Linked DNA regions of Mus musculus: region 2 is linked to region 1. A link is a contact called in ENCODE Hi-C or POLR2A ChIA-PET data. All regions are on one chromosome and are shown on one strand. The core of a region is the stretch at or near the end of the contact, and the rest is flanking DNA. Distances in the headings are between cores, read along the strand shown. Region 1 has its middle 25 kb from the start of Gm52069. Region 2 holds the start of Faf2 (Fas associated factor family member 2).

Region 1 (3,446 bases), core at 318-2,817:
CGTGTGAACTGAGTATGTTGGGGAAGCAGGTAAGGGACTGGGGTGGCAGAGAGGTTGGAGGACGTTCCCAGAGGATGGCGAGATATTTCCTAGCAAAAGATAATAGGCATGCACTGTTATAGGAGTAATCAAAGACATTAGAACGCAAGTCCTTTAGTATTTTTTAAAGTCTTGCAAAATAGACATATTGGTACATTTCAGTTGACTGTCACAGTGTGCACTAAGCAGAGAAGAAAGGCTGCCACTGGGCACTAAGACCGACGCTGGCCTGAGGTTTACTTTTTCCCCTCTTTTCTGTTTCTCGAACTCAGGACATGTTCATTGCTATTGAAAAATAATTCTACAGTAGAGCACAATAGTACTTACTTTTGTTCTTAGCACTCAGGAAGCAGAGACCTCTGTAAATCTGAGGTTGAAGAGATAAAGTGTCCTAAAGTAATGAAGACCTAAGTTCAATCCCCAGTGTCTGCATAAAAAAGCTGGGTGCAACAACCGGTGATCACTTGTAACCCAGAACTGGAGAGACACAGACCAGCAGATCTCTTGGGGCTCACTGGCAGGCAGCCTGGCCTAGCCTCAGGCCAATGAGAGACTCCTATCTCACATCTCCTTGTCAGGCCTGCGCCAGGGTTTGCAATCCCAGCTCCGGACCAGAGAGGAACGGCAGTACTGTGAAGTGACACCAGAGAGCAGCATTGCCTGCAAGATCTCAAGGCTGATGCTAGATGCTTCCAGGAGCTGCCTGCTGGTGGCAAGAGGCTGCAGGCTAGTCCCAAGCTTAAGCAGGTGGTCCTAAAGGCTTGGAAGAAAGACACAATTCCCCCAGCAGTAGCTATTGCTGTTGTTGGAGTCCGTGGGCAGGATGGAATCCTCCCCATGTGCATTTCTTTGGGGTACATTGTAAAAGGGGGTCTTCAGCGAAAGTAAGAGAAAGGCATGGTCACACCCCAGACTAAGGTGGGCAGGGCTCTGCCCTTGACCTCTGTGCCACCAGAGCTGATGGTATTCCAGGAGCTCAGAGAATGAGCATTGAACTTTTTGTGAAAGGGGACAGAGTGGGAGTGCCCCCAGCAAGCCTTTTGAGCCATCCCCAATGGGCGCGGAGATCACCAGGAAGGGAAACTATGCCAAGACCTAGAGATCAGAGCAGCATGCAGCAGCTTAGGAAAAAGCCCACGAATCCCGGTCCTGGGAGCTCTGAGCACCTGAGACGGCACGGCTTCAGCCTCAACCCTGGGCTTCCTTCACAGCCTGGCGCTGCCACTGCTTCGGTGAGCCTCTTCTCAGAGCCTATCTCCTCATCTTTAATATGGGCCAATCTGTTCCACTGAGCAGTCTGAACATTAATATTCCCAGGGAACCCTGGGCCAGTGGCCTGTTTGTGTCCCCCAATCCCTTGGCCTTTTCCTCTATAATAACATCTAAATGGAAAAGCTCCCACGCTGCTTCCAGGAGCTTCGTTTGGGTGGTCCCGGAAAGCCATCCTGCTGCCTTCAGGGCCAGGAGCGTAGATCCAACAGGGCTGACAGCAGTCACCAGCCAGGCTCTGTTCTCATCCCTTTTTCTAGTAGACTGTGCGCTACTCTGATAATGAAAATGCTGACTACAGAAGCAGTGGCTCTGACAAAGATGGTAATATGAGAGAACAGCCTTTTAAAACTAAAAATAGAGAGGAAAATACCGGTTCTATTGAAATAAGAACGGGCCCAACCCCGTGGTACGGACTCTGAATAACAATTTCAGATGAGGAAGGAAGGGCTGGGAATCCACTTTCAGAGAGGAGCCATGTGGGGTGAGGAAGGGTGAGAAGCTTTAAGGGGACTGTGGGGGTGAGGACAGAGAAAGTGGAACAGGCCAGGAGACATCAAAGAAGGTGGTGGTGGTGCTGGTGGTGGGAGCTGGTAGTGGTCGTAATGGAGGAGGAGGGAAAGGAGAAGGAGGAGGAGGAGGGCAGAGAGGAGGACAGAGAGGTGGAGGGAGGAGGATAGAGTGGAGGAGGAGAAAGATGGAGAAGAGAAGGGGAGAAGGATGAAGAGGAGAAGGGGAGGAGGAAGGAGAGGTGGAGGAGGAGGAGGACAGAGAGGAGGATGGAGAAGAGGAGGAGAAGGAGGTGATGAGGAGGAAGAGGAGGAGGGAGAGGGAAATGAAGCCCCTACGTGAAGTAGGGTTGCTACAGAGGAAAAGGCAGTGTGCTGTGAACTTAGCGTGAGAAACAAAGGAATCTCCACGTGCTTAGAGTCTCCCAGCAAAATCTGGAGGAGGCAGGTCCAATTCCATCCATCTGAGAACAGAGCCAGAGGTTGGGGAGGTGTGATCTGGAGGGACAAGGACAGAGACTGACAGCAATGGGACATCACTGAAAGTTGACTGAGCATTAGAGCACTCGCTGTTTGAGTATGTAGACAGCACGCATTTTTAATCCCAAGTTTCATTCCAAGTTCATTTGAGAGGGAATTAAAGGGGTCGTGTCCATTAAAGGGGTCTTGTCCTCCGGTCCCTTCCAAACCTCTCTCAGTGAGAGCTTAGGCTGGGGACTGGAATTTTTAAGCACTGGGAGCCTATTTTAAGATGCATCTCTGGCTGAGAACTTCTAGTAACAGGAACGTACCAGAAATCGTTCCGTGGTTCTGGCAATGCTAGGAAGCAGATTAAGGCCCACACAGTTGCACTCTGTCCAGCACAGTGCAGAGCTTACTAACATGTGTTCTCTCTCATGTAGTTCTCGCCCATCAATGAGCCCCATTGTGCAGAAATTCAGCTTATTCCTCCCTAGAGAACACTTCATTTCATCCCTCATGAGCCCTGTGAATGACTTTAGAAATGGCCACCTCGCAGGTGGGGGAATCACAACAAGTAAAAGACCCACCAGCCACCATGACACAGAGAGAGCTCTGAGCAGAGTACCCTGCCCACCACACTGGTGCCTGCCACAGTCACCTCCTCCCAGGCCCAGCCCTCAGCCTACCTTCTGCCAGTGTCCAGATGGACAGGGCCAGTCTCTGTTCCCATGTTAAACATCAAGATATCCTGAAAGCTGGGCGTGGTGGCGCATGCCTTTAATCCCATCACTTGGGAGGCAGAGGCAGGTGAATTTCTGAGTTCAAGGCCAGCCTGGTCTACAGAGTGAGTTTCCAGGACAGCCAGGGCTATACAGAGAAACCCTGTCTCAAAAAACCAAAAAAAAAAAAGATATCCTGAAGCTGCCCAAGGCAGGCAGCAGATGTCCCTAAAGCCACGGCTCATCATCGAGCTTTGAAAATGCACTTCAGAGAGGGTTTCAGATACAGGGTCGGCTGCTTGAAGTATCAGGTGCTGTCTGGAGCCCCACAGTGGGCTCTATTATGCCTGTGAATGACTTTAGAAATGAGTTCTTTGGTCTTTGGTGGACTTCAGTGTAAGGTTTCTTTTCTCCCTGTGAGGGGCTTATTCTGGTACATTGACGTTCC
Region 2 (3,446 bases), core at 589-3,088, 510 kb after region 1:
CCGCATGTGTGTCTGGGGGGCCTCAGCGGCCAGACGTGGTGTCGGATCCCCTGAAGGTGGAACTCCAGATGATTGTGATCCACCATGCAGGTGCCAGGAATGAAATCCAGGTCCCCTGCAAGAGCAATGAGTCCTTTAAATCACAGAGTCATTTAGTGTTTGCGTAGCTCCTGGATCCTAGAACCAATTTGCATTCATTACTAACTGTCCCCAGTTGTCCTCAGAGCTCCTCTAAACTCACCCCTGGCTATCCTGGAACTCACTCTGTAGACCAGGTTGGCCTCGAACTAAGAAATCTGCCTGCTTCTGCCTCCCAAGTGCTGGGATTAAAGGCGTGTGCCACCACCGCCTGGCAAACTTTTTTATTTTAAGTGCATTGTTGTTTTCCCTGCACCTATGAATGTCTGGAACTGGAGTTTTAGACTTTTTCGAGCTGCCATGTTGGTGCTGGGAACTGAACTTAAGTCCTCTGGAAGAATAGACAATGCTCTTAACTGCTGAGCCATCTCTCCAGTGCTAGAATTTTGTTTTGTTTTTGAGACTGGGTTTCCCCTGTGTAGCCCTGGCTGTTCTGGAACTTGATTTGTAGACCAGGCTGACCTGGAACTCAGGGATCCACCTGCCTCTACCAACTGAGTACTGGGATTAAAGGTATGTGCTGCCATGCCCTGCTATATACAGACTTTTTTTTTTTTTTTTGTCCACTCATCTACTGGTAGACACTTAGGCTGAGTCTATGATTTATTGTGCATATCAGTAAGTATGTGAATTACAGGTATGTCTATAGTAAACTGACTTTGACTCTTGGAAGTGTGCACCAGAACTGGTGTAGCTGGGTTGTATAACAGTTCTAACTAATTGTGAGGGGAGTCTTTATTCTGATTTCTGTAATGGATGAACTAATAATTTAGTTTCCCATCAGCAGAACATCACTTCTCCCTAGTATGGCTGCTATTAAAAAATTGCTCGTGTGGCTCACGTTTTTATTGGACAATATTAGGCTAAGAAGGGCCTAAAGGTTAGGAATAAAATGCACTCGGGGTGTGTGTGTGTGTGTGTGTGTGTGTGTGTGTTGTTCCTTTGATTGTTGTCGTTTTGACACACGGTCTCATTATGTAGTGCAGGTTGCTCTTGAGTTCAAGATCTTCAAGTCTTGGCCACCGCAGTGTGCCCAGGAAAAGGCAAAGGAGGAATGGGCAGGCTTTAAGTCAATCGCGTTCAACCAAAAGTAACAGAGTCTAGGTGGCTTGCTCCAGGATACCCTTCGTATGCAAGGAATCATACACACTTAAAGTCAAGTTTCCTTGACTCAGACCAACTATCTTATCTTTGGTCTGTCAAAGGGATGAAGGGCGAGTGGCCTGGGCATGAGGTTGGACGAGGTACAGAGCTGAGTGTCTGGGAAGCACCATTAACCTGGTTACAGACACTCCTAGCAAGAGACAACAAAGCCTCACCACTGTTTCCCCTAATAAGGCAGACCAACTTTATGAAAGGATTAAGTATCAAACTGGCGCTATTTCGTGAAAGCAATCGTTTCCTGAGAAATCTTCAAGAATATCGTAGATAATTTAAAAAAACGGTTAAGGAGCAGCCAAATTGCGGGACTCTCTCGAGCTCCTGGAGGTACACTGACCCTCTGGGGTCTGTCATCTTTTCATCAATTTTAGATCTTTGGGAGATAGATCGGCAGGGTCCTGAATTGTTCGGCCTAGACACGCGAACGTCGCCCTCTGGTGGCGAGATTCGGAAGGGGGCGGGGAGGGTGCCCGCGAGTTAGCGCGCGCAGACGCAGTTGAGTCCCGGCGGCGGTTCAGGCCGGAAGTGGTTACACCTGAGATCACTTCCGGCGGGTGACGGTGCGGACGGGTCAGGAGCGTAGAGGCGGCGGCAAAATGGCGGCGCCTGAGGAGCAGGATCTAACTCAGGAGCAGACCGAGAAGCTGCTGCAGTTTCAGGTAGCAGCGAGTTCTCGGTGCAGCCCAGGCCGCCGCGGGATGGGGAGTGGGACCCTAGAGGAGCGCAAAACCATCCTCAGGTTGGGGTTGGGACCAGTTTCAAACCCGCAGGCGGCCCCCTCCCCCCCAGACGCCAACTGCCCGGATTTCCCCGGCGCCCAACCTCTGTGGGTCCTCAGCCTTCCAGCCACCTCTGCTAGCCGGGCTCGACCACAGTGGGTCAGCTGCCTTGATTTCCCGTAGCGTCGCTGGTCTGCAATCCTTGCCGGCCTGATTAACCCGCCAGACCCTCTCCGCCCATCGATTGGTGGGGATGTGCTAGAGATAACTCAGATCCCCAATCGCAGAGTTGGCATCAGCTTGCAGGGCTGGACCGCAGACCACCACCATCCCATGTTATTCACCGACGCTTGCTGGGGGTCTCTCGGTGGTCCCTAGGGCTCGTGTTGGGTGGTTGTAGTGGGGAAAAGAAGCGCCCACACACAGACCTGGCACCTGCCCTAGAAATGTGGGAGGACGCCTCTGGAGGAAACAATGTAACATGAAGTATCATCGAAGGCCTCTGACTGGATTTGTTGCCCTTCGGCTTGCTCCTGAACGGCTGACTCTGCTTGAGGAGGGTGGCAACCTGCAGGACCCGCCCCATTAAGTGGATGTTTCTGGTTTTGTTTTGTTTTGTTTTAAAAAAAAAAAGGCTCTAAGCACTTTAATCAGGTGGAGGGTCTGGTGGGAGGATGCCACCCGGGTGGTGGTAACCATGGCATTAGCCGTATCCTTAGTTCTTACATATAACTTCAAAATGTCTATTCCCTTGCGGATGTTTTAGGAGGTAAACTGAGTTTATGGGTGTTACACGGTATTTAGAAGACTTTGGGGCCGGGCAGTGGTGGCGCACGCCTTTAATCCCAGTACTCGGGAGGCAGAGGCAGGGGGATTTCTGAGTTCGAGGCCAGCCTGGTCTACAGAGTGAGTTCCAGGACAGCCAGGGCTACACAGAGAAACCCTGTCTCGAAAAAACAAAAAACAAAAAAAAAAAAAACAAAAAAAAAAAAAGAAGAAGAAGACAACTTTGTAAACTGTAAAATGTGCCTAAACAGTTGTTACTATTAATAATCATTTTCCAGATAAATTGAAGTCAATAGAACTCATTTTCTAATAGGAAATGTGCTAAATATTGATTTTTTTTAGCACTTTTTATGCTAAGCCTTAATGCCAGACACCGCCCACTAAATATTTGTGATGTCGTGAGAACTTGACTAAAGCATGTTAGCTTTTTGAATGCACAGCCCTAAAGGGTCCATACTGTAACAGGCCCTGTCTTACAGATGGCTATGAATTGTAAGAAGTAGCATCAGTGGGTGTGGCCTGAGACTATAATCTCAGTTTTGCTGAGTTTGAGGCCAGCCTTTTCCAAACAAAAAGGGAACGGCTTACTTAGGTTACTCAGCTATTAAATTGGTGGTGTCCATTTAAAGCATGGCCTTCCCA

The links. A loop is a pair of places that touch in the nucleus more often than their neighbours do. ChIA-PET counts read pairs that join two places held with the same protein, here RNA polymerase II (POLR2A).
Region 2: a map of v-Abl transformed pro-B cells shows a loop between it and region 1 (2.6-fold over the local background). The contact joins the promoter of Faf2 here to the enhancer-like site in region 1. A Hi-C loop is called at or near these places in 1 of 37 maps with a recorded cell type or tissue (v-Abl transformed pro-B cells). POLR2A ChIA-PET finds 5 or more read pairs at or near these places in 1 of 5 experiments (embryonic stem cell).

The regions. Positions count from the first base shown.
Region 1 is chr13:54,113,309-54,116,754 of GRCm38, forward strand. No RefSeq gene overlaps it. Among named protein-coding and RNA genes, the nearest start is that of Gm52069, 25 kb to the left of the region's middle. Within about 2 kb of position 1,568, at least 1 of the 3 ENCODE cell types and tissues checked has a DNase peak (open chromatin) inside an H3K27ac peak, as active enhancers do.
Region 2 is chr13:54,619,946-54,623,391 of GRCm38, forward strand. Faf2 (Fas associated factor family member 2) reads left to right here and starts at 1,839. Exons shown (of 11, transcript NM_178397.3): 1 at 1,839-1,958. The coding sequence starts at 1,896.